Linked DNA regions of Homo sapiens: all the other regions are linked to region 5. A link is a loop called in an ENCODE intact Hi-C map of the cell type or tissue named here. Cell type or tissue: endothelial cell of umbilical vein. All regions are shown on one strand.

Region 1 (5,000 bases), 160 kb after region 5:
CCGGAGGTGTACAGGACAGCCCAAGTGAGTGGACACCAGCTTTCAAATGCACCTCCAAGTCCACACCTGTCTTCAAAACGATCACTAAAAGAGCTGCTGTGTTTTTAAACCAAGTTGACTAAGTGTTACCGCCTCACTGAGCATGCTGAGGAGTCCCAGAGCCGAACCTCTGCAGCCAGATGTTCTCAGGGACCCGGGTATGGATTCAGGCACTGCGAGGATCTTGCAAGGACCCACACAGCAGCCTGTCAGCAACGTGTCTTCAGCAGCGGTGCTAGCACTGGGCATGTGGCAGACCAGCATCCCGCATGAGCACCTCTAAGCATGAGCACAGATGCAAATCCAGTCACACAGCCGCAGCATACTCAACCAGCTGGGCAGCTACATCTGCTGCTCATTCCATGGCCCTCGAATCTGCCTGATCACCAAGGGAGGGCTTCCCCAAGCTCTTTGACATTTGTTATGTTTGCTTTAGAGAAGGACTCACAAAGTACTTTCAGGGAAACTGTGTCTCTTTGATATGCACTTCACAAAATCACTCACAATCACACTGCATGTGGATGTGTTTGAGAATGGGAATGTGTTTTAATATGTGTATGTAATATGTATGAGCAAGTGTGTATGTTTAAGTGTGTTTTCATGTGTATGTGTATCATGCATGTATTTGTGTGTATGAGATGAAGCATGTGTATGCACATGTGTGTACGTTTGTGTATATGTGTTTAAATGTGTATATGTATGTGTGCAAGTGTACATGTGTTTGAATGTATGTATATGGTATAAGTGTGTATGGGGGTATATGTGTATATAGGTGTATGTGGGAGTGAGGTGTCTGTGCGTGTATATATGTAGGTGAGTGCATATGTAGGTATTGTGTGTGTATTATGTTTAGGTTTGTGTGTGTCTATGTATGTGTGTGTATATATGTCTTGTGTGTTGTTTGTGTGTATTTAAATGTATTTATGCATATGTAAATGTGTTGTTGGGATATGTATGCATGTATGTGCAAGTGTGTGTGTGTGAGTTTATATGTGTGTGTGTTCATGTGTGGGTGGTGTATGTGTGAGTGCATGTGTATGTTGTGCAAGTGTGTGTAGGTGCATGTGAGTGCACGTGTGCATGTGTGTACATTCATACGTGTGAGTGCATGTGTGTGTAGGTGTGCATGTTAGAATGTGTGTGTGCATATGAGTGCATTGTGAGCATGTGTGTGCACATGTATGTGTAGGCGTGTGTGAGAGTATGTGTGTGTAAGTGCACTGTATGCATGCATGTGTGTGTGAGTGCACAGGTGACTGCCTGCCTGCAGCTGCACTAGGGAGGAGGCATGCAGCAGTCTCGGTGGCCCCTCAGTGCAGCTAAGCCACTGAATCAGGTCCCCAGCTACCTACCTGGTGGTTTACCTGCGACATTCGCCTGAATGAGATACAAATACCCTCGCAAGGATGCTTAGACTTGTCTCACGCAAGAAATGCCAAGGTCTGGGTTCATTTGCATATTTATAATAAAACTTGCAGTTTTCAAAAGCACCTACTGGTGGCTCCACTCTTGGAGGTGCACACCCCACATCTCACCTGTGAGACCAAGGAGCTGCTATCTGAACACTCAGAAAGGAGAGCAGCAGGTGGATGGGGGCGGCAGAGGAACAGCATTCAAAGTCCCAGCACCCTTCATCCCATGACCTGTGCACCCAAAACCCAGAGGCGGGCATTTGTGCAGAGCGGGCTCCCAGTGAATCCTGTAGCCTCCCTCAAGGTATGGAAGAGGGAAGCACAAGTGCTCAGAGAGGACAGAAGACACCCCTGTTTCTTCTTCTTTCTCACACCCCAGACCATGCAGGTGTGAACAACTAAACTCCTGATAAAGGAAACACTCTGTCCAGGCACAATGGCTCATGCCAGTAATCCCAGCACTTTGGGAGGTTGAAGTGGGTGGATCATTTGAGGTTAGTTCAAGACCAGCCTAGCCACATGGTGAAACCCCGCCTCTACTAAAAATACAAAAATTAGCCATATGTGGCCAGGCACAGTGGCTCACGCCTGTAATCCTAGCACTTTGGGAGGCTGAGGCGGATGGATCACCTGATCAGCCTGGCTAACATGGCAAAATCCCGTCTCTACTAAAAACACAAAAATTAGCCAGGCATGGTGGCACATGCCTGTAATCCCAGCTACTCGGGAGGCTGAGACAGGAGAATCACTTGAACCTGGGAGGCAGAGGTTGCAGTGAGCCAAGATCGCACCACTGCACTCCAGCCTGGGCAACAGAGTGAGACCCTGTCTCAATTAAAAAAAAAAAAATCAAAAAGCAAAAAATACAAATTAGTCGGGTGTGGTAGCAGGTGCCTGTAGTCCCAGATACTTGGGAGGCTGAGGCAGGAGAATCACTTGAACCCAGGAGGTGGAGGTTGCAGTGAGCCAAGATTGTGCCACTGCACTACAGCCTGGGTGACAGAGCGAGACTCCATCTCAAAAAAAAAAAAAAAAAAAAAGGGAAACACTCCTCTTCAATGGAAGGGGCTCTGATCTCAAGGGTAAGCACTGTTGATTTTTTTTTTCTCTGTCCTCCTGGCGCTCAGCTCTGGCACATACAGTTGCAACCATAAGAAGCAGGATCAGGGCAGCAAACACAAAGCTCCAGTTTTTTGTCTGTAGAACTGAAAGGCAAGCTCCAGGAAAGCAGAAAGTCCTGGAGAGGATCCTGGAAAGGGAGATGCTCGAAAAATAGAACACAAAGTTGTTCAAGAACTCCAGGGCTCCCCCTAGAGGCACACATCACTGTACTCGGGGACAAAGCACTGCCCACATACACACGACCACAGGAGGTGCACGGGCAGGACAGATCAAACCACACAGGCTTTGAAGACATCAACCCACAGAAGTCAACTAGGCTGATTTCCAGCTTGAAAAAAAAAATCAACATTCCCCTAGTATGTAAAGAAGACCTGAAGTCATGTAACATAGTCTTCAAAATACCCAGGACACCATCTGAAATTACGGGGCATAGGAAGAATCAAGTAGCATGCACATGAAAAGACTACCAACAGATACCACCGTCAAGATGACACCAATGCTGGAATTATCTGACGATTTTCAAGCAGTTAATACAAAAATGCTTCAACAAGTAAAAGCAAATACCCTTGAAAGGAATGGGAACATTAAAAAGTCTCAGCAAAGAAAGAGAAGATATAAAGAAAAACTGAGTGGAAAGTTTATAAGAAGAAAAGATAGTAATTGAAATAATTCACTGTATAGGCTCAATAGTTGAATATCAATAACAGAAGAAAGTTAGTGAAATTGAAGACAGATCAATAGAAATTATCCAATCCAAACAACAGAGAGAAAGGGATTTAAAACAAAACAAAAAAACAGAGCCTCAGGGACCTGTAAGATGATTCTGAAAGATCTAACATTGAAGTCATTATCCCTAGAAGCAGAAGATAAAATATAGTTCAGAAACAATAATCTGAAGAAATAATGACTAAAAATCTCCCAAATTTGGAAGAAGACATAAACCAGATTAGATGAATTTGGCAAGCCCCAAACAGAATAAACCCCAAAAAATCCACACCCACATGTATCATTTTAAAAGAGTTAAAAATTAAAGACAAAGAAAAAAATTTTGAAAGCAAGCAGAGAAGACCAACACATTATTTGTAGGGGAACAGTTTGAATGACTGTTAATTTCTCACCCTGTGTGTGTGTGTGTGTGTGTGTGTGTGTGTGTGTGTGTAAAATCATGATGTTGTACAGCTTAAATATATTCAATCTTTATTTGTCAATTAAATATTTTTTTAATCATGAAGGCCAGAATAAGTGGAACATTTTTTCAAGTGCTAAAAGAAAAGAACCATCAACCCAGAATTCTCAATTTTCCAAAAATATCTTTCAGGAATGCAGGTGAAATAGACACATTCTGAATAAAGGAAAACTAAGAAGATGCACTGATGGCAGAGCTGCTCTAAAAGAATTGCTAAAGGATGTCCTTCAGACAGAAGGGAAATGATATCTCAGGGAAACTTGCAACAGCAGGAATGAGGCAAGAGTAACAGAAATGCTGAACATCTAGGCAAATAAAACAGATTATATTCCTCCTCTTGAGTTCTTTAAAATAAATTTCATAGTTAAAAAACAAAAATTATATTATCTGATGAGGTTTTCAGTGAATGTAGAGATAATACGTAAGATAACTACCATAATAATTTAAAGGTCAGGGAGTAAAAGAGACCTATGTGATGGTAGGAGTTCTCTATTCCAGTGGAGGTGATAAAATACTGATCTTAAGTAGATGATGAAGAGTTAAGTATGTTAAGTGCAATCCATAGGTGACCAAAAAAAATCACAATAGATACATTAAAAAGAAATACTAAAAAAAAAAATCTAAATAACCCAAAATGGGCAGAAAAGTTGAAACAGAAGAACCGAAAAAAAGGGGAAAAAACAGAAAAATGTAATAAAATAGTCAACCTGGATCCAAATATATTAATCACAACATAAATGAAAATAGAATAAATACATCCATAGTAGGACAGAGATTATCAGTTGGAAAGTAGTGAGCCAACTACATGTTATCTACAAGAAACTCACCTCCAATATAATTATATGGGCAGGTTCAAAGTACAAGAATGGCAAAATACATGTAATACAAACACTAATAATACAAGTCTGGATTGTTTGTTCATATTAATATCAAACAACGAAAATTTCAGAACAAAGAAAATTACCAGGGAGAAAGAGGGACATTACATAAGGATAAAGATGTCAGTTTGCAAAGAAGACAAAATGATCTTCACAATGTAACTTCAAAATACATGCTGCAAAAATCGATAGCACTGAAAGTAAAAACAGACAAATCCACAATCATAGCTGAGGATTTCAACACTCTTCTCTCAATAACTGATAAAACTGGCAGACAGAAAAGCATCAAGGATACAGATGAACTGAACCATGAGCCATCATGACCTAAGTGACACTGGTAGGATCCACCCAACAACAGCAGAA
Region 2 (5,000 bases), 130 kb after region 5:
TCCTCCAGTGCAGGGACTGGGTTCCTAATGCTTACACAGCTCCCTTCAAGGATATGCTAGGGTCTCCCCATGGGACTGGGCAGGGCGTGTCCTCACTGCAGGGCCCCAGAGTACTGAGGCTTCCAGTCCTGCCACTGTCAGGAGGGTCAGCGTTGGCCTCTGCGGGGAAGGCCTGGGCTTTGTCATGCATTGCCTGGTGACATGCAAGGTGGAGCCCTTTCCACCACTTCTGGCCATTACGTCAGCTCTTCTGGGGTGTCGCTCTTCAGGCTTCTGTCCAATTTTCAGTAGCCTTTTCTGTCTTTTCCTTCCTTATTTTTAGGAACTCTTTATATATTTTAAATGCTAGCAAATGATAACTGTGTATTTGTAAACATCTTACCCATGTCCTTGACCGGCCTTTTCGCTCTCAAATGATGTCTTGACAAATTAAAGTTTTAGTTTTAATGTAGTTAAATATACCATTGTTCCACTGTTTAGTTTTAAGAAATCTTTCCTTTCCCTGAAGTTTTTAGCAATCTATGTTAGCATCTAGAGGCTTTATGGTTTTACCTTTTATACTCTGTGGCCTCTAACCTTCCTGGAACTCACTTTTCAGTGTGAAATAAGTTACTAGTCTAAATTTTTGTAAGGTTAAACAATCAAAGAACTATTTTTTTTTTAGAAGATCATCCTTTCTCCACTGCCTGTGCAGGTGTGAAGGTTAAAAAAAAAACACACAAAACACACACACACAAAAAAAACAAGAAGCAATAAAAGGGAGAATCCATGTATTTGGGTCTGATCATGAGCTCACGATTCTGTCCCTTTGGTCTGACAACTGTCCTTGTGTTGTGCCTGGCTGTCTCCATTCCTGCAGCTGAATGTTCTTGATATCTGGTAGACAAATGCTCACAAGTGGCTCTTCAAGAGTGTGTTACTCCACTTGGCCTTCAGAATCTGCTTCTCAACGTTCACCTCCCCAAAGAGAAACATTTGCTTGGGTTTTGACTGGGCATTAACATATTTGAGTCTTCCATGGGTTTCTATTTATTTAGGTCTTCTTACTGTCTGTCAAAAATGTTTCACAATGGCCAGGCACAGTGGCTCACACCTGTAATCCCAGCACTTTGGGAGGCTGAGGTGGGAGGATTGCTTGAGGTCAGGAGTTTGAGCCCAGCCTGGGCGAAATAGTGAGACCCTGTCGCTACCAAAAAAATTCCTTAAAAAATTAGCTAGGCATGGTGGTGCACGCCTGTATTCTCATCAAGTCAGGAGGCCGAGGTGGGAGGATCTCTTGAGCCCAGGAGGTTGAGGCTGCAGTGAGCCATGATTGCACGACTGAACTCCACTCTGGGTGACAGAGTGAGATCCTGACTCAACAACAAAAATATCTGACAATTTTCCTCCACTGAGGTATCAGACATCTTTACTATACTTGATGCTTTTCACGCTCTTGTAAATCTTTTAAAATTTCATTTTACAACTGTGTTGCTAGTGTGTGTGTGTATGCGTATATACATACATACATATATATGTGTATTCTGCATGTTGAATTTCTATGTGATGTTTCTCAACTCTCATATTATTTGTTATAACTTATTATTTATCTTATTATTTATCTATCTTTTGGATTTTCTGAATTGATACTCATATAATCTGTGAATCCCACTTATGTTTTTCTCCAAGTGTTATACCTTTTCTTTTCTTTTCCTCCTTTCTCTGCTGTACAGTGCTGAATGGAAGTTGGGATGGTTGGCTTCTACGTGCTGATTCCTATCTCAAAGGCAAAGCTTTCAAGGTTCTCTTTAAATATGCAGTTACCTGGTGTTTTCTGCAGTACCACTGACCAGATTAAAGAACGATACTTTATAATTTGTTAAGAATTTCATGGCATGAATTGATGCTGAATTTTATCAAATATTACCTCTGAACTTTAATATTAAATTTAATCAAACATTGTATTCTGTATTTATTGAGATCACATAATTTTTTCATTGCATCCAATTCCATCATCCTTTATATAGATGCACTTGTTTCTAAAACTAAACCAGCCTTGCATTCTGGGACTACATCCTTCCTTAGAGGGTCTTATCCTCTTGATAGATAGCTAAATTCAGTTGCTAATATTTTGCCTTGATATCCATAATAGATTGGTCTAAAATTTTAATCCTTGTTAACATTCCTTGTCATATTTTGATATCCATATTATATTTCTTATTTTTCTTTTTTTTTCTTTTTTGAGACAAGAGTCTCAATCTGTTGACCTAGCTGGAGTGCAGTGGTGCCATCATAGTTCACTATAACCTCAACCTCCTGGGCTCAAGCAGTCCTCCCACCTCAGCCTCCCAAGTAGCTAGGACTTACAGGCACCCACTACAACACCCAGCTAATTTTTTAATTGTTTTTTAGAGACAGGGTTTTGCTATGTTGCCCAGGATGATCTCGAACTCCTGAGCTCAAGTGATCCTTCTACCTTGGCCTCCCAAAGTGTTGGGATTACAGGCATGAGCCACTGCCCTAGGCTATATCATGTTTCTACAAGACTATCTGGGGAGTATATCTGCTTTTCTGTTCCCTAGTAGAAGAATCTGTATGAACATAGAATAATTTCTTTCCTAAATATTTAGTATAATTTAGCAATTAGAGCCACCAGGCTTACATCTTTTGCTATGAGCAGATGGTTTTCATGGTTCCATTTTTTTAAGTTTCTAGGACTACTAGAGTTATCTACTTATTTTTGTGTCACTTTTGATATATTTCTAGGAACTGGCCAAATTGTCAATATTTTCAAATTTATTACTATAAAATTTATTACCACAAATGTATTTCTATAAAATAATTTGTCATATTCTCTTAAAATTTGACAAAAATACAGAGTGAGGTTTTGGGTGTATATACACCCCCAAAACCACTCTATGCTGATGCAATAACAAACTGTTATGTGGTGGCATCTAGAGGTCAGTGTAGTACCTACAGCCAGGGTTACTGGACAGTAAGACTGTCTTAATGAAAGGAAAATAAATTTGTTTCTCAGACTTCTCTATGAAGCAGCCATGGAGGCTCAAACACAGTAACCATTAGGAAATTCTATAAAGTAAATACACATGTCAAACAGAGGCTGCTATGAAGGGAACTCGCCTTTGACGAAGTGTGGTGGTGTCACCTACTCTACTTATTCTTTTCCATTTCTAAATCAAACTACAAGAACACTGACACCAAATACTCCAATTGAGGACAAAAGGAAAACATGCTTTGTTTTAGAAATAGTATTCTAAGCCCATGGATGCACTGCAGGCACATCTCCACTGGGGCGCCACTCCTTACGATTCACACAATCACAACAAATCAGGGATCTACATTTTGTAACATATGGGAAGAGGGAAGAGTGTTCCCCTTTCTCTAAAACTATGATAAGCCAAATTTTAGTTTTGGGAAAATTCCAAGGACAATTCGGTGACTGAAAACTCCCATGATCTTGGTTGGATGAAATGGAGGCATCTCCCCTCCCCCTGGCAAGAGCCATATGCTCCATAGGGTGAGGACTCAGGAGCTACCAGACATTCAACAACAGCACATTCACCTCTGTGCATGTGACAGACACCCGGTCCACCTCAACCCCCAGTGCCAGGGGCAGCGAGCCTCCTTGGACACTAAGAAAACCAGGAAGGTGCCCCGCAGGTGTGACTGCGCACTACCAAGTACAAACATGCCTCCGGGTTTGCAGGAACAGCCCCTCTCCCTCCCATGCACACCCCTCCCTTGGCCCAGCCACAGGGATGGAAATGGGAGTGGAAAGATGGGAAGCCCGAGACATGAAGGCTGAAGGAAAGTGCACAGAGATATGCTGGGGCTACGAGCCAGAAGCACCATCACCTCTGAAGAGGCTCCTCAGGACCTCCAAAGCACTGACCTGCCACGTGCAGGTGGAAGGACAGCCGCTGATCCCCGGCCTTGCAGCTGTACTCCCCGGCGTCCGCCTGGCCTGCCTCCTGCACCACCAGCCTCCGTGTGCAGCCCACGGCCTCCATTCGCACTTTCGAGCTGGAGCTCAGTTTCTTCCCGTCCTTGTACCACGTCACCTCTGTCTGGGCCTGGGCCACCTCGCAGCTCAGCGTGGCACTGGTCCCCGCCTCAGCCTGCACCTCCCTGCTCGCTGGCTGCTCCTTGGCAAACACCGCCTTGGGCTCTGGGGAAGGCAGGGATGCATAGGGTGACCACCACCATCAAGGTCAGGAAGGCAGCACTGGGGAGAGAAGGCCTGGGCAGGGAGGAGGGAGCAAGAGAACCTTCACCAGCCTCAGGCTCTGCACTGGCTGTGTGGTCAGGAGAAGCCCCACCACCTCCCAGCACAAGGAACACAGTTTCTCCTTCCATTTCGCACGGCACCAAGGGCTGCCCCAGGCAGGGCCGCCATGACAGATCCTCCAGGGCAGGGACTGGGGTCCTGACACCTGCACATCTCCGCTCATGGATGTGCCGGGGTCTCCCCAGGGGACTGTGCAGGGCACGTCCTCACCCCAGGGCCCCAGAGTCTGAGACTCCCGCTCCTGCCACTGTCAGGAGGGTCAGCTCTGGCCTCTTCGGAGAGGGCCTGGGCCTCCTGTGGCTTCCTGGGTCCCTGTCGGGAGGACTGTCAAGCTGGGCACCTTCTGATGGTTTGGGGACGGAGTCTTCACTCTTCTGTGATGTCACTATTAAAGTGTTTTGCCCAATTTTCTTTCTTTCTTTTTTTTTTTTTTTTTGAGACAGGGTCTCACTCTGTCGCCCACGCTAGAGTGCATTGGTGTGATCATAGCCCACTGCAGGCTCAATCCTTAGGCTCAAGACATCCTCCCAACTCAACCTCCCAAGGAGCTTGGGACTACAGGCATGTACCACTATGCCTAGCTCTTTAATTTTTCATTTTCTAGAGGCAGGGTCTTGCTATGTTGCCCAGACTGGTCTCAAATTCCAGGGCTCAAGCAATCCTCCTGCCTTGGCCTCCCAAAGCGTTTGGGTTACAGGCATGAGCCACCACG
Region 3 (5,000 bases), 170 kb after region 5:
TGCTACAGTGAACCATGATCACACCGTTGCATTCCAGCCTGGGCAATAGAGTGAGACCCTGTCTCTAAAAAAAGAATAAATAAAATATAAATAAATAAAAACAAGAAGAGTTGGTGAGGATGTAGAGAAACTGGAACCTTCATACATTGCTGATTGAAGAATGTAAAATGGTGCAGCCACTCTAGAAAACAGTCTGACAGTTCCTCACTAAGGTAAATAATATTATCGTATGACCTGGCAACCCTACTCTTTAGGTATCTACTCAAGAGAACTGACAACATACATTCACACAAAGCCTGCATACAAACGTTTATAGCAGCATTATGTATAGTTGCCAGAGTGGCAACAGTTCAAATGCCTGTCCACTGATGCATAGATAAACAAAATGTGATCTGTTCATACAATGGAATGTGACTCAGCTATGAAAAGGAAGTACTGATACATGTTACAACATCATGAGCCTTGAAAACATCATGCCCAGTAAAAAAAAGACAGACATAAAAGGCCACATATTATATGATTCTGTTTAAATGAAATGTCCGGAACAGGCAAATCCAGGGAGACAAAAAGCACATTAGTGGTTGCTAAGTGCTGAGGAGAAGGGGAATGGGGAGTGACTATGAAGGGGCATAGAGTTTCTTTTAGGGTTGATGAAAATGTTCTGGAATTAGACTGTGGTGTGGTTACGCAACCTAAAAACCACCAAATCGTACACTGTAAAAGGGTGAATTTTATGTTACTTGAATTACGTACTCTAAAAAATCAGTCAGGTCCGGTACAGTGGTTCATTCCTGTAATCTCAGCACTTTGGGAAGCTGAGGTGGGAGGATTGCTTGAGCCCAGAAGTTTGAGATCAGCCTGGGCAACATAGCAAGACCCCATCTCTACAAACAAAAAATTGAGAAAATTAGCCAGGTATGGTGGCACGTGCCTGTAGTTCCAGCTACTCAGGAGGCTGAGGCGGGAGGACTGCTTGAGCCCAGGCGGTCGAGGCTGCAGTGAGTCATGGTCACACCACTGCACTCCAGTCTGGGTGACAGAGCAGGACCCTGTCTCAAAAACCAAACAAATGAAAAGGTGCCAGCAGGTTCAGCTGCCTGGTGAGGGCTGCTCTCTGCTTCCAAGACAGCACATTATTGCTGTGTCTCACATGCGAGACAGGATGGAAGTGGTGAACTTGCCCTTTTATAATCTAGGGGTACTCATCCATTCGCGAGGGTGGAGCCTTCGACGCCTAATCACCTCCCAAAGGCCCCCTCTTAATACTGTTGCTCAGGGGACTAAGTTTCAACATAAACTGTGGAGGGGACACAACATTCCACGAACAGCAGATAGGCGTGATACAATATGTTAAGAAGTCAATTTAACAAAAGCACTTACACAGAGAACACGCTAGCCTGCCAGTCCTGCCTTTGGGGTAAAACCCTGAGAGCATCACAAAACCTAGCTCCCACATTCTCACTGCTATGGTTGGAATGTCTGTGGCCCCCAAAATTCCCACGTTGAAATCCTTATCCCCAAGGTCATGGTGTTAGGAGGAGGAGCCTTTAGGAATCACTTGGGTCATGAATGAGATCAATGCCCTTATAAAAGAGACCTCAAAAGCTCCCTCACCCCTTCCACTGTGAAGACTCAGTTAGAAGGCACCGTCTATGAAACAGGAAGCGGCCTCACCAGACACGGAATCTGCTGGCACCTTGCTCTTGGACTTCTGACCTCCAGAGCTGCAAGCAGCACACTTCACACTTCCGTGGTTCCTGAGCCACCCAGGCTATGGTGTTCTGCTCTAGCAGCCCTCATGGACCCAGGCACTTGCTGAACGTCAGCATTCCTCTGTGTGGCCACACAGGACCCCTGGCCCACGCTGCAGACATTGTCTGCTTCTCTCCCTGGAGCACAAATGTGACAGAGCCCGCAGATGTGCAAGCCTGGGCCCCCTAGTGTCTGAGTCGTGTGTCACCCTAGGGATAAAAACAGCAGCAGGAAGATGGGATAAAGCAATTAGTGCACCCCTGCCAAGCACCATCTCATGTTAATCCCCTCTCCTGCCCTAAGAGCTGGGTGCACTTTGGGATCCGCATTTTACAGACAGGGAAACAGGCTGGATGAGCCACTGCCACTGACACCTTTCCAGACACCCTGGTGCCCACTCTGCTGGCAGCTAGTGCCTCTGAGCTCCTGCAGCCTGGCACACCTCTGTCCCCTCCCACCCTGCACCACGGCCCTCTGGGGTGAAGGCTAGCCAGTGTCTACACCACCAAGCTGGCCCTGCCCTCCTTCCTTGACCTATTTATCCCCCAAAACCCAATCCCAGCAGCTATAATTCACAGTGCCCTACACAAGCACAGTCCCCAGATGCCACAATCATGAATCCCATGTTACAGATGAGGAAACTGAGGCACAGAGAGGCCAACTGTCTGAGTTTCTGGGGGCTGCCGTAAGAGCTCACCATAAGCTAAGTGGCTCAGAATGACAGAAAATCATCCTCTTACAGTTCTGGAGGCCAGAAATCTGAGATCAAGGTGTAGCAGGGCTGTGCTCCCTCAGGAGGCTCTAGGGGAGGACCCACCCTGCCTCTCCCAGCTCCTGGGGGCTCCCGGAGTCTCTGGGCTTGTGGCCGCATCACTCCAGAGTCAGCCTCCATCTCCCATGGTTGCCTCCTCTGTGTGTGTCTCCCGGTCTGCCTAAGGACAGTGTCACTGGATTCAGGGCCCACCCTAGTCCATGACCTCATCACAAGGTGCTTTACTTAATTACATCTGCAAAGACCCTGTTTCCAAATGAGGCCCCATTCTGAGGTTCTAGGTGGATGTGAATTTGGGGATGATACAACATCAACAACTCACCCAAGGTCACTCAGCAGACAGACAGGAATGAGACACACGTGGCAGTATGACCCCACACATGCACCGATCCTACCGCCAGCCTGCCTCAGAAAGGGGTGGAAACCCAGGCTGTGGGGTATGGGCTGTGGGGCCAGTCCCAGGCCAGCTTCTCCCATCCCAGGTCCACCTCCTCCTCCTCTACGTCCCCCTGCCAAGGCTATAAGGCCATAGGCACATTCTCCAGGCTACCTGGAGCTGAGCAAGGTCTTGCAAGACCCCCACCAAGTCAGGGAGGCATGGGGGTTGGTGTACTCCCAACTTCAAGAAAAGTTTTTGTTTTCCAAACAGAAGAGACAGCCAGAAACATCCATAATGAGGGAGGCAGAATTCTAAGAATGCCCAAACACTAAATCTAGGTGCTGCTGTGAAGGAAGCCTGCAGATGGAATGAGGTCTCATATCAGTTGACTTTAAGTTCCTCGAAAGGATGATGACCTTGAGTGGGCTGGACCTAATCAGGTGAGGCCATAAATGGGAGGGGTCTCTTCCCTGGCAAAAGAGATTTGAAGTCTGAGAGTGACTTGACACAAGGGAGATTACCCATTACTGGCCTGACGATGAAGGCCACATGGCAAAGAATGAGGTGGCCTCTAGGATCTGACAGCAGCTCCCTGGCTGACAGCCAGCCAAGAAATAGGGCCTTGGACCCATGGGCTCACAGACCCACAATTGCAAGGAACTGAATTCTGCCAACAAATTGGGTAAGCTGGAAATAGGAACCAAGAGAACTAATCAGCAGGCACCTGACTTCAGCTTCTGAGACCCTGAACAGAGAACCCAGGCACGCCACGCCTGCACTTCTGACTTACAGAACTGTGAGCTACTCAGTGAGCATTGTTTCAAGCCACTAAGTTGGTGATAATTTGTTACAAAGCAGTTAAAAAAATAAGCAGAAAACAAAAAAACTAATACACACCCTTTCCACATCTTCCCATCTTGAACATGATGGCTGGAGCTATGGAAGCCACCTTGTGACCATGAGGCAAGCATTTGAAAGAAAAAGGTAACATGTTCAGGATGGCAGAGAATTAAACAGATCCCATGTCCTTATGATAGACTGTTAAAAAGGTTGTGATGAGTCAAGACACCCTGGGTGCACAATGTTCTACAACAGGACATGCCACTCCCCCACTGACAGTAGGGTCTACTTCTCTACACCCTAGTTCCTGCAGACTAAGCTGGCCTTATGCTTAGCTTTGAGCAACAGGACATGGGGGAAAGTAACACTCTGGGAGTCCTGAGAACCCAGCTTAACAAGCCTCATAGTTTCTACCATTCCCTAGGAAAAGAATCCAGTCACCATGGAAAGAAGTCCAAAAAGAGAGCAACCATGGAGGAATGAGGTTGCAGGCATGGAAATGAAGCCAGCTGACAGCACAAGAAGAGACAGGTCCATTGTCCTGGCCATCCCCCATCCACTGGAGCCATCCCAGCTTGGACCTCAGTCAGGTGCACCAATGAGGCCAGTCAGATCCCCCAGCCCCAGCCAACACCACATGAAATACAGATGAGCCACCCCTGCTGAGCCCTGACCAAATTCTCAACCTGCAGAATGGTGACAGGTAAACTGATCATTCTTTCAGGCCTCTAAGTTTGGAGTGATCTGTTACACAGCAGCAGATAATTAACTGAAACAGGCCCTCAGGAGGCCGCCAAGCACTGTCCCAGCCTACGCTGAAACACTGCCCCCAGACCTGCTCCCATGAGATGCTCAAATGTCTGCTCTATCAACTGACCTTTGACATCCAGATGGAAGGAGAGCCGCTGGCCCCCAGCCTCGCAGCTATACTCCCCGGCATCCGCCTGGCCTGCCTGCTGCACAACCAGCCTGCGCGTGCAGCCTGTGGCCTCCATGCACACTTTCGAGCTGGAGCTCAGCTTCTTCCCATCCTTGTACCACGTCACCTCCGTCTGGGCCTGGGCCACCTCGCAGCTCAGTGTGGCACTGGCTCCTGCCTCTGCCTGCAGCTTCCTGCGTGCCAGCTGCTCCTTAGCAAACACCACCTTGGGCTCTGGGGATGGACAGGGAAGGATGCACAGTCAGAGACTCCAGAGCACAGAAACTAAAGTTTCAGATGCAGAGGCTGCTCAGGCTGGAGCCCACTGATGACGGGCT
Region 4 (5,000 bases), 390 kb after region 5:
TCTTTAAAACAAATTTTTTTTGCAGGGACGAGGGCCTTACCATGTTGCCCAGGCAGGTCTTGAACTCCTGGGCTCAAGTGATCCTCCCACTTTGGCCTCCCAAAGAGCTAGGATTACAGGCGTGATATTCTGCAACACCCTGGGAATTTGCTGTGGCGTCCCAGGGTGCCTTAGCACACAGTTTGGGAACTGCAGCTGGAAAAACAGCAGCCAGGGCTGGGCCTGAGATGCACAGGTCAGCCAAACAGAGACAAGGAAAATGACGTGGCCACCTGCTTCCCCAAAGCTGCTGTGGTGAGACAGGGTCTCTGGGCCACAGACCTGTCTGCCTCCCACCTCCTGTCTATGGCTGTCCTGTCTTTCTATCAGTCTCTGTGTGTTTTCCTGTCACAGCCGATGAGCCCTCCTGCACAGTTGTGAGTTGCTCTTCCTGTCTGCAGCCCCTCTCTACATTCCTTGTCTGTCCCTCCGCCCCGTCTCCACCTTTGTTGGCATTGTTCAGCTCAGGCACTGTGGGAATTACCTCCTCCGCGTTAATATCACCATGAGAGCCCCCGTGGACATTACTGATGTGGGTATGTCCTGGCAGGGCTTTGCAGGTATGGCTGTGAGCTCAGGGCTGTCTGTCTTCCTGTGGGTTACCTGCCCTCTGTGGGAGGCTGTGTGTGGGGTCTACATATCCACAGCTCTGGGTTCCTGCTGTGTATTTATTCAGACCGGAGTCTGTGGCCTCCCCGTGGCCCCTGCCCAGGGCAGGTCCAGCCCACAGAAGTTGTTGCTCTGCCCCCTTGCCGTGCACGCCAGTCACAAAGCAGGATGGCGGGGGCACCATCCCCGTTTCCCCCTCACAGTGGCACACCACTGCACTGCTTGTCTCAATGAGCATCTCCCACTAGCCCAATCTGGTTACCTGTCTGCTTCTTACCATTGCCCTGTATCTATCTTTCTGAGCTTGCCGTTATATTTATATTTTAAAAGACTTTTCTCCTCTCCAGCCCAGATCTCTTATCAAATTTCCACTTTCCTTCAGTTCTCCGGAAGGTTCTTTTTTATTTGTTTGAGACAGGGTCTCACTCCGTCGCCCAGGCTGGAGTGCAGTGGTGCCATCATAGTTCACTGTAGTTTCTAACTCCTGGGCTCAAGCAATCCTCTTGCCTTGGCCTCCCAAACTGTGGGGTTACAGGGGTGAGCCCCTGCGCCTGGCCTCCAAAAGGTCCTTATGGTAAATGTGGGTTGTCAGATGAGATGATTTCTTGAAGGCTCCTGGAGCGGAGTGATGACAGCGACTACCATGCCCACTGTAGGCCCACTGTGTGCCCGGTGATCCACCAAGCACTGTGTGGTCAGAGGGAAGTGAATTTCACCATGTTCTGGAAGTGGAAAAGGCTCAGTGAGGCTGAATGAGGAGGCATAGCCGCCTGAACCTCCTGGAGGCAGCACAGCAGGGCTGGGCTCTCTCCGAGGCTCACCATTTGTAGAGTATATGTTTCCCTCCAAGACTGGAAGACCGACTGCAGGACTCCAACTCAGAAGGCCATCCTTTCCTGGCTCCAGGGCAGAAGATTGCGCCAGGATGGGGGGCATGCTCGGGAGTCCTTGTAGGCAATGAGGGGGGTAGGTGGACACGAGCCGGTCCTCATGAGCTTGCCTTTCTGAGCTGCCCTGTGGGACGAGGGCAAGGGGCCCAGTGGCCAGACTTCCTAGAGAGTGCATTTGCAGGGGCTTGGGGCACCTCTTTGGGAAATAATTCAGTCTGTTTTGAGACATCACTCTCTCCTCGGGTGTCACCCCTTCAACTACCCATCTTAGAGTTCCATTTTGACCCTTCACCAGATCCCACCTGATGAAAGCAACTGGAACCTTAGGTCAGCCTCTCCTTGTATGGAAAGAGTGGGCTCAAGGCAAAGTGGAAGGAGCAATGGGCCCGCAGGAAAGACCCTGGTCTCCAGGTCCCAGCCTCCAGGGATCCTTCCATACCCCCACACTGCTTTCTTTCCAGGAATGTCTGTTGACTCAAAGCCCTTCGCATGCTGTGCTACGAACGCCACCTTTGAGAAGGCTGACGCATGATGGTTGTGTGAACATCCCTTCACAAATCAAACCATGTGTGTTCTCACAGGCAGCTCTTGGATGCCATAAAAGTCAACTCTGGGGTCCAACAGGCATGTCTTTCTCAGTTGACACCCCAGCCATCCACCTCCTAGCTCCATGCTGTCCTCTCTCCCTTAGGGCATGATGTAGGAGGCACACGATCTCATTCTCATTGCAAGGTGACTTCTTGGACCTGCTCTCCTTGCAGGTGGCCTGGTGATATGTGGGGAATTGTGGACCTCCCTATGAGGAAGAGAAGATGGAATCTGGGAACCATGGAAGTAGGGCCATCAGCCTCTCCCTTTAGCCATGTGGTTAATCCTGGTTGATCCCATGAAATGGCCATGAAATGCTGGAATCATCCAAACACAGAATTATAGGATGCAGGGGAACTGAGTCAGTAGAACCCTCTGATCTTAGAATCTTATGGTTCTTCAAGCATGGACCCATAGATGGAGAGTCTTAGAACCATAAGAAAATCAAATTTGAGAATTAAAAAAAAATCACAATGGGCCAGACAGGTAGTTCATGCCTGTAATTCTAGTGCTTTGGGAGGCTGGGGCCAGCAGATCTCTTGAACCCAGGAGTTTGAGACCAGCCTGGGCAACATAGTGAGACTCCGTCTCTATAAAAAATTAGCTGAGTATGGTGGTATGCACCTGTAGTCCCAGCTATTCAGGAGGCTGAGGTGAGAGGACTGGTTGAGGCCACAAGTTCGAGGCTGCAGTGAGCCATGACTGTGCCACTGCACTCCAGCTTGGGTGACAGAGAGAGACCACTACTCAAAAAAAAAAAAAAAAAAATCACAGTATCATGGAGTTCTGGAATCCTGCAGATTAATTATCCAGAATCCTGGTTCCCAGGCCATAACTTACTTCCCTGTGAAATGAGGGCAATAGACTCCCCAGACTTTCCTGTTGGGAAAGAGCTAAGTTTTGCTGCCACAGCAGCTCTTAGGGACCGGTTGGTGGCTGCTTGCTGGAGTTCCGCTTCTGGGCCAATACTGCCACCAAGTGGAGATGCCAGAGGAGGGCGGCACTGAAGGGGTGCCTGGGTCCAATCTTCCCCTAGAGGCAGTGCCCCTTCTGGGCAAGGTTGTGGGTGACATGAGCGGCGCCTCCTCCCTAGCCCTTGGCTGTCCTGCAGCCCAAGTGGGATTTTACATTGTGGGTATGACCTCTCTCATGGGAATAGTGGTGACCACAACCCCTGCTGAAACCTGCATGACCCAGCTGATCCCTGAGACCACAGGAGATGCAGTGTCACCATCTTTGGAGCATAAGCCAGAGCCAAGGCTCAGAGGCCAAGAGCAAGATTCACAGGGCTGCTGTTCACACATGGGCCTGGGCCTGGGCAGCTTGACAGTCACGCTCCTCCTGTCCACCCCCATCACCCAGGATCATGGGTCTTGGACTCCCTCATCACTGGAGATGCTCTCCTTCACTCTGGTTCACCCCCAACTTCACCTTTAGGGCCTCCCCTTGGCCTTGAAGATCCTGAGCTCCAGGGACATGGTGGGATTTTTAGAACATGATACAAGTAGTGAGTGCAGGTGGTTTATGTGGGAACATGGTTCTAGGGAACAGGAGAGTGGGGGGAACAGGTGAAGAGAAAAAGCCATTGGGGTATCCATTGACTGCCATCTTCCCTGGTCGAAGAAGCTGGGGCCCACTGTCCCTGGCGAGGCACAGGAGACATGGCTCCAAGGAGACATGATGTTTTGTTTCTTACAAGGCCAGTCCATCAGCCCCTTTGTGGGCTTCCTCCCTAGCATCCACCTCCTGCACACCCTTTCTGACTGTCAACGGCACCCTACTGTCCCATTTCATGGAGGGAAATCGAGGCCATCAGCTTCTGTGTCACAACCTGCAGTCTCTGCAGAGAGTTTCTGTCTCTCCCTCCTCAGAGGGTTGCTGAGGTTGTCCTCCAACCCAACGGGTCCAGAAGCTTCCTTGCTGGTTCCTTCCTTGCTGTTCCTTGCTGGTTGTCCTCCAGCCCAGTGGGTCCAGAAGCTTCGGCAAAGCATTTGTTCCTGTTCTGTCCAGGTTCTTCTCATATCAGGCTCAGCAACCACCTCCATACTCTCCTAAATCTTCCACCTGCCCCCTCTACCTGCAGCTTCCTCTTAGTCCAGAAGCTATCAGCTATTTAAAGTGGTATTATTTCTTTCCATTTCCATGTTTTGTTGCAAGTGCTGACTTTTAGTACATTGATGTTGTTTCCTGCAACTGTCCTAAGTTCACTTATTAGTTCCAGCAGACTTATTCTTTTTTGTAGATTTGTTGGCGTTTTCCATATAAACAATTGTGTTACCTGTGAATAAAGACAGGTTACCTCTTCCTTTAAATTCTAGATGCCTTTCATTTCTTTTTCTTGTCTTATTGCACTAGCTAGAAACTCCAGGACAGTGTCAAATAAAAGTGGTGAGAGTGGATGTGCTTGTGTTGTTCTTGATGTTTAGGGAGGAAACACACAGTGTTTTATTAAAGTGTGATGTGAGCTGAAGTTTTTCATAGATGCCACTTATCAGGTTTAGGCAGTTCACAGCTAGTTCTAATCTGCTGAGAGTTTTTATATAAATATTGGAATTTATTAAATGATTTTTCTGCATCTATTGAGACAATTATATGTTTTTATTTAGCCAATTAATATAGTGAATTGCATTAATTTATATTCAAATATTAAACTAACCTTGCATTCCTGGGATAAATCCCACTTGCTCATGGTGTATCATCCTCTTTATATATTGTTGGATTGGATATGCTAAAACTTGGTTAAGAACTTTTGCATCTATGTTCCTGAGAAGTACTGATCTAGAATTTTTTTTCCTTATAATGTCTTTGTCTGATTTGGGCATTAGGGTAATTCTGGCCTCATGAGATACTCATGAGTATTTCCAACTCTTTAAT
Region 5 (5,000 bases):
GTTCCATTACATGGTTATGATTGATTAAATCATTGGTCATTGGTGATGGGGCTCAACCTCAGACCCCTTTCCCCTTCCTGAGGTCAGAGGCTGGGGCTGAGTGTTCCCGCCCTCTACTGACAGGATTGGTCTTTCTGGTGGCTGGCCTTATGCTGGGCTCTCAGGTCCCCACCTCAGCCACTGCAGTGGCATCAACTCAGGTGTGATGGAAAGGGGCATCTTATGATAGCACAAGATGCTTCTATCAGTCAGGAAATTCCCAGGGTTCTGTGAGCTCTGCGCCAGGAACTGGGCACAAAACCCAAATCTGAGTCTTGTATCACAGTCACCCAAAGGAAGTACTATCCTCAGCTCTTGCTAGCAGGTCAGGAGCCTGTTGTGTAGGAACTGTGTGCAGGCCTCCAGAGGTGGATAGATCTGAAATCGGAGTGGTCAGGGTTGGGACAGCTGCCCTAATTCACATCCTTCATTTGGAGATTGAAAGGAAAAACAGACTGGATGCATTGGCTCACCTCTGTAATCCCAGCACTTTGAGAGGCTCAGGCGGGAGGATTGCTTGAGGCCATCAGTTCAAGACCAACCCGGGAAACATAGCAAGACTCCCATCTCTACAAATAAAAAACAAAAAAATGAGCCAGCCATGGTGGCACACGCCTGTAATCCCAGCAGCTTGGGAGGATCTGAGGCGGGAGGATCATTTGAGCCCAGGAGATCAAGGCTGCAGTGAGCCATGATCGCACCACTGCACTGCAGCCTGGGGCCACAGAGCAAGACCCTGCCTCTTTAAAAAAAAAAAAAAAAGCAACCAAGATTCCCTCTTGATATCTGAAGGCAAAACATGGACCAATTTGTAGGACATTGTAAGTTGCAACTGGACGTAGCTAAGTGGGGAGAGGATGTCCACTTGGAGACAGTTAGTTACTCCAGGAGGTTGTGAGGCTACAGGCCCAGGGCAGAGAGCCAGGCCGTCCGACTGGGAGGATTGTACCTACATGCCCAGGACATGGGCAGATGGCCCCAGCTTGCCTGTGGCTGTGCCTGGGTGACCTTGGGCCTCTCTCTGCAGGGGACGTGACCTTGGACCCGGACACCGCCAACCCTGAGCTGATCCTGTCTGAAGACAGGCGGAGCGTGCAGCGGGGGGACCTACGGCAGGCCCTGCCGGACAGCCCAGAGCGCTTTGACCCCGGCCCCTGCGTGCTGGGCCAGGAGCGCTTCACCTCAGGCCGCCACTACTGGGAGGTGGAGGTTGGGGACCGCACCAGCTGGGCCCTGGGGGTGTGCAGGGAGAACGTGAACAGGAAGGAGAAGGGCGAGCTGTCCGCGGGCAACGGCTTCTGGATCCTGGTCTTCCTGGGGAGCTATTACAATTCCTCGGAACGGGCCTTGGCTCCACTCCGGGACCCACCCAGGCGCGTGGGGATCTTTCTGGACTACGAGGCTGGACATCTCTCTTTCTACAGTGCCACCGATGGGTCACTGCTATTCATCTTTCCCGAGATCCCCTTCTCGGGGACGCTGCGGCCCCTCTTCTCACCCCTGTCCAGCAGCCCGACCCCGATGACTATCTGCCGGCCGAAAGGTGGGTCCGGGGACACCCTGGCTCCCCAGTGACTCGGGCCCTCCTGGAGGAGTCCTGTTGCCTCTCCTGCCCCTCCAGGCCACTGAGTGTTTTGGCCACTTGGAGGACCTGGGAGGAGGGAGTGTGTCCTTTGAGCAAGAGGAGGAACTCCTGGTGCCTTTCTGAGCCTGCGTGGGAGAACCCCAATTCTAGCACTCCAGGAAACTGTGGGAGAGTGTGGGGCAGGCTCCGTCCTCCCTGGGAGACCCCTCCAGCCACCGGGTGCCACTTAATGCCAACAGCCCTTACCAAAGCTGGGAGCCCCATTGCCCCGGCAGCTCTGGCCTGTGGTTCCAGAAGCTGAGAAAACTCCACTGGGGCTTGCAGAATCCAGGGTTCACCTAAGCTGCACAGTTCCTGCAGCTTTGCCAGCCCCCTGAAAGTCTTGTGTACCCCACCTCTGAAGATGCTGGGGGAGGCAGCTGGGATGGGAGCCAGCCCCATGCCTGTCTGTGACCCCACAGTGGGTGAGAGCCCGTCACAGTCCTGGGTGTGGCTGCTCTGGAAGAATTAGGAGGCAGCCATAATAAGAGTCTTCAGAGAGATGATGGGAGGGGCCAGTGAGGACAGGAACAGAGAGTAGATGTCCTATAATAAAGGGGCTTCTGGGAGGTGCCTGGGCACAGATGTCTGTTCAGCAGGTGTGTGGGCCTAGAGGAGAGAGCAGAGCCCAGAAATGTCTTTTGCAGGCCCACGTTCTGACTTGAAGCTTTCGTGGGCATGTTGCCATTGGGTTTTGCCCTTGCAAAGGCTTCCTAGGTCTCCAGTGGCCCCTCAGGACCCAGGGTCCCAGCTGCTGCTTGGGGATGTGCACTGCTGGCCGCCGGCCTTGCAGTCTCTCTACCCTGGGGAGGAACAGTGGCTTCTCAGAGCCTGGGGCATACAGAAGAAGGCAGGAGTTGATTTTTGTGTTGGGTTTGGGGTTTCTTTGTCCTCAAGGTACTGTTCTGTTTCTCTTTACCCCTCTGCTTTATTTATTGTAAGCATTCCCACGTTAAATAAACTTTGGCTGTTGTCTACAAGTCATCCTGCTGGTGCCTGCTTAGTCCAGGAACAATAGCGGGTGCCCCACTGCCCAGCAGAGGGCAGAGCCCCAGGGAGGCTGTTGACGGGGCAGGCGGGAAGCTCAGGCAAAGTAAGGGCCGGGACGGGCAGCCACTTCCCACACCCAGGCACAGATGGGCTCTCCACTTTCTGTGCTCAATATATATGTTCCTTATGTGGAGCTATTGCCGGAATGTTTTTTTCGAGATATCCTGGTAAATGTTTCCTGCATTCCATTGTGCTTAACGAGTAGTCTCCTGATTATCATTTATTCAGTCACTCTCCCATTCTTGTCTTTTTTTTGGCAGGGGCCTGGGGGGGCATTATGTAATACCATGTTGAACAAGATCAGCAGTTTCATTCAGCTGCAACAAAGAGAAGTCTGAGTGGAAACCAGGGGACTGGGCATTTCTCTGTGTTGGGGTGGGGTTTTTGTTTGTTTGTTTGTTGTTTTTTGAGACAGGGTCACCCATGCTGGAGTGCAGTGGTGCAATCACGGCTCACTCACTGCAGCCTCGACTTCCCAGGCTCAGCTGATCCTCACACCTCAGCCTTTCGGGTAGCTGGGACTACAGGTGCACGCTACAGATGGGGCCATGCCCAGCTAATTTTTGTAAAGATGGGGTTTTGCCATGTTATACAAGCTGGTATTGAACTCCTGGGCTCAAGAGATCCTCCTGCCTCAGCCTCCCAAGTAGCTGGGAGGGACTACAGGCGCACACCACCATACCCAACTAATTTTTTTTTTTTTTGGAGAGGTGGGAATCTCACTATTGGCCAGGCTGGTCTCAAACTCCTGGGCTCAAGCGATCTACCCATCTTGGCCTCCAAAGTGCTGGGATTTCAGGCTGAGCCACCAGGCCTGGTGCGGTGAGTATTGCCATAGCCTGTTTCCAAGCGGCTGTGTCCAGGGCTTCCCTCCAATTGAAGACTCCGTCTGCTGCGTTTGTGCCTCCTGGAGTGAGGCAGCCCCCGCCACCTCAGAATTGCTGATCTTGTTCAACATGGTATTAGGTAATGCCACCTATCCCCCTACCAAAAAAAAAGACAAGAATGGGAGAATGACTAAATAAATGATACTCAGGAGACTGTAATGAAGCACAGTGGAACACGAAACATTTACCAGGTTATCTCAAAAAACAATTCCTTCAGCAGCTCCACATAAGGACCATACACCTGAGCAAAGAGCGGAGAGCCCATCTGGCTGGTGGTAACAGCCGGGGGCAGCCTTGTGGGTGAGACCACGGGTGTGCACCCAGGATAGTTCTGGCCATAGCTTTAAAATAAAGCTGCACACTCCATAAGAGAAGGGCAGACTTCATGACTCATCTTTCCGGATGTCCCCCTGCTGAGTGCTGAGGCCCTGTGGGTGTCACCCATGCTTCCAGGCAGTGGAAAGATGATGGGAACATGCAGGACCCTGAGCAGGGAGCCAGTCTCTCAGAGGAGGTGACAGTGAACGGCCTGAACAACTGTGTCCTGCACTGTCAGGGAGCCCCACTGTGTGCAGCTTGCAGTTGACCAAATATTTAGGTTCCCCCAAATTCATATGTTGAAATCCTCACCGCAAGTTCATGTTATGAGGAGATGGGGCTTTGGGGATGTAATTAGTTCATGAAAGTGGTGCCCTCATGAATGAGATTAGGCCCTCTGCAATGGGACCAGGTCTGGAGGTCTGCACAGTACATCACCAATGCACCGTCAAGCATGGTCCAAAGACAGGGTTGTTGTGCAGGCTCCCATTGCATGTTCTCCTCCACACCTGCTGTGCCCACCTGACAGTAGCTGGCCACCCTCAGAGTGCCCATGATGTCCCAAGAGCTGCGGGACATTGTCATGCCGTGGGCTGCATGCAGGGTGCCCAGCACCACCTGTGCAGCACCCAACCGTCCTGGTGCCCCCCTGCGCCCTTGAGCCCCCTGCACCCCAGTGCCCATCTTGCATGCTGCACCCTCCCCATCTCACCCTTGCCCACCACATGCCCCCTGTGTGCCCAATGCCATCCTCCCACACCTGCAGCCTCCCAGTGAGCAGACCCCCCAGGGCCCATGGGTCACCCACGCACCCTAGATCCCCTTATGCCCTGGGTGGCCACGGAGCCCATTGCCTCCCATGTTAGCAGTGCCCGGAGCCTCTGGTCACCCCACACCCAGCCCCGTGCACTCCAGGCACCCAGAGAAGCCCCGCACACCCTGTTTGCTTCCACGCCTCCCATGTCCTGTCCCTTCCCAGGTGCCCTGTGTTCGCTTGGGCAACCCTGCCATCTGGAGGAAGGCCTCCTGGTGCTGGTGTGGAGCTTTGTCCCCGCCGTGCCCCGGATCCCTGTGCTTTCCCT

Evidence for each region. A loop is a pair of places that touch in the nucleus more often than their neighbours do. Peaks named below come from ENCODE experiments on the same cell type or tissue, not always from the same donor. Only the 100,000 strongest peaks of a DNase experiment are listed, where the experiment ranks them.
Region 1: a loop joins it to region 5, with 6 times the contacts of the local background. A loop is called at or near these places in 2 of 110 quality-filtered maps.
Region 2: it touches region 5 in a loop (17-fold over the local background); 13 of 110 quality-filtered maps call a loop at or near these places.
Region 3: it touches region 5 in a loop (6-fold over the local background); 12 of 110 quality-filtered maps call a loop at or near these places.
Region 4: it touches region 5 in a loop (18-fold over the local background); 4 of 110 quality-filtered maps call a loop at or near these places.

Annotation. Positions count from the first base shown.
Region 1 is chr1:228,234,749-228,239,748 of GRCh38, reverse strand. All of the region lies in intron 10 of OBSCN (obscurin, cytoskeletal calmodulin and titin-interacting RhoGEF), which reads right to left. Among named protein-coding and RNA genes, the nearest start is that of OBSCN-AS1, 24 kb to the right of the region's middle. In endothelial cell of umbilical vein, a CTCF peak has its summit at 2,778 (motif pointing left); a DNase peak (open chromatin) is centred at 2,758.
Region 2 is chr1:228,263,284-228,268,283 of GRCh38, reverse strand. It overlaps OBSCN (obscurin, cytoskeletal calmodulin and titin-interacting RhoGEF), which reads right to left. Exons shown (of 116, transcript NM_001386125.1): 18 at 3,893-4,168. LOC124904535 (a long non-coding RNA gene) reads left to right here. Exons shown (of 3, transcript XR_007066916.1): 3 at 1-1,943. Among named protein-coding and RNA genes, the nearest start is that of OBSCN-AS1, 52 kb to the right of the region's middle. In endothelial cell of umbilical vein, a CTCF peak has its summit at 2,936 (motif pointing left); no DNase peak of the experiment used is centred here.
Region 3 is chr1:228,224,355-228,229,354 of GRCh38, reverse strand. OBSCN (obscurin, cytoskeletal calmodulin and titin-interacting RhoGEF) reads right to left here. Exons shown (of 116, transcript NM_001386125.1): 10 at 4,621-4,896. Among named protein-coding and RNA genes, the nearest start is that of OBSCN-AS1, 13 kb to the right of the region's middle. In endothelial cell of umbilical vein, a CTCF peak has its summit at 1,939 (motif pointing left); no DNase peak of the experiment used is centred here.
Region 4 is chr1:227,997,648-228,002,647 of GRCh38, reverse strand. No RefSeq gene overlaps it. Among named protein-coding and RNA genes, the nearest start is that of WNT3A, 6.8 kb to the left of the region's middle. RefSeq lists silencers at 2,999-3,048, 3,089-3,148. In endothelial cell of umbilical vein, a CTCF peak has its summit at 3,102; a DNase peak (open chromatin) is centred at 3,097.
Region 5 is chr1:228,391,319-228,396,318 of GRCh38, reverse strand. TRIM11 (tripartite motif containing 11) reads left to right here. Exons shown (of 6, transcript NM_145214.3): 6 at 1,067-2,643. The coding sequence ends at 1,614. TRIM11-AS1 (TRIM11 antisense RNA 1) reads right to left here and starts at 2,029. Exons shown (of 3, transcript NR_199157.1): 1 at 1,871-2,029; 2 at 513-608. RefSeq lists enhancers at 4,216-4,771, 4,772-5,000. In endothelial cell of umbilical vein, a CTCF peak has its summit at 2,708 (motif pointing right); a DNase peak (open chromatin) is centred at 2,718.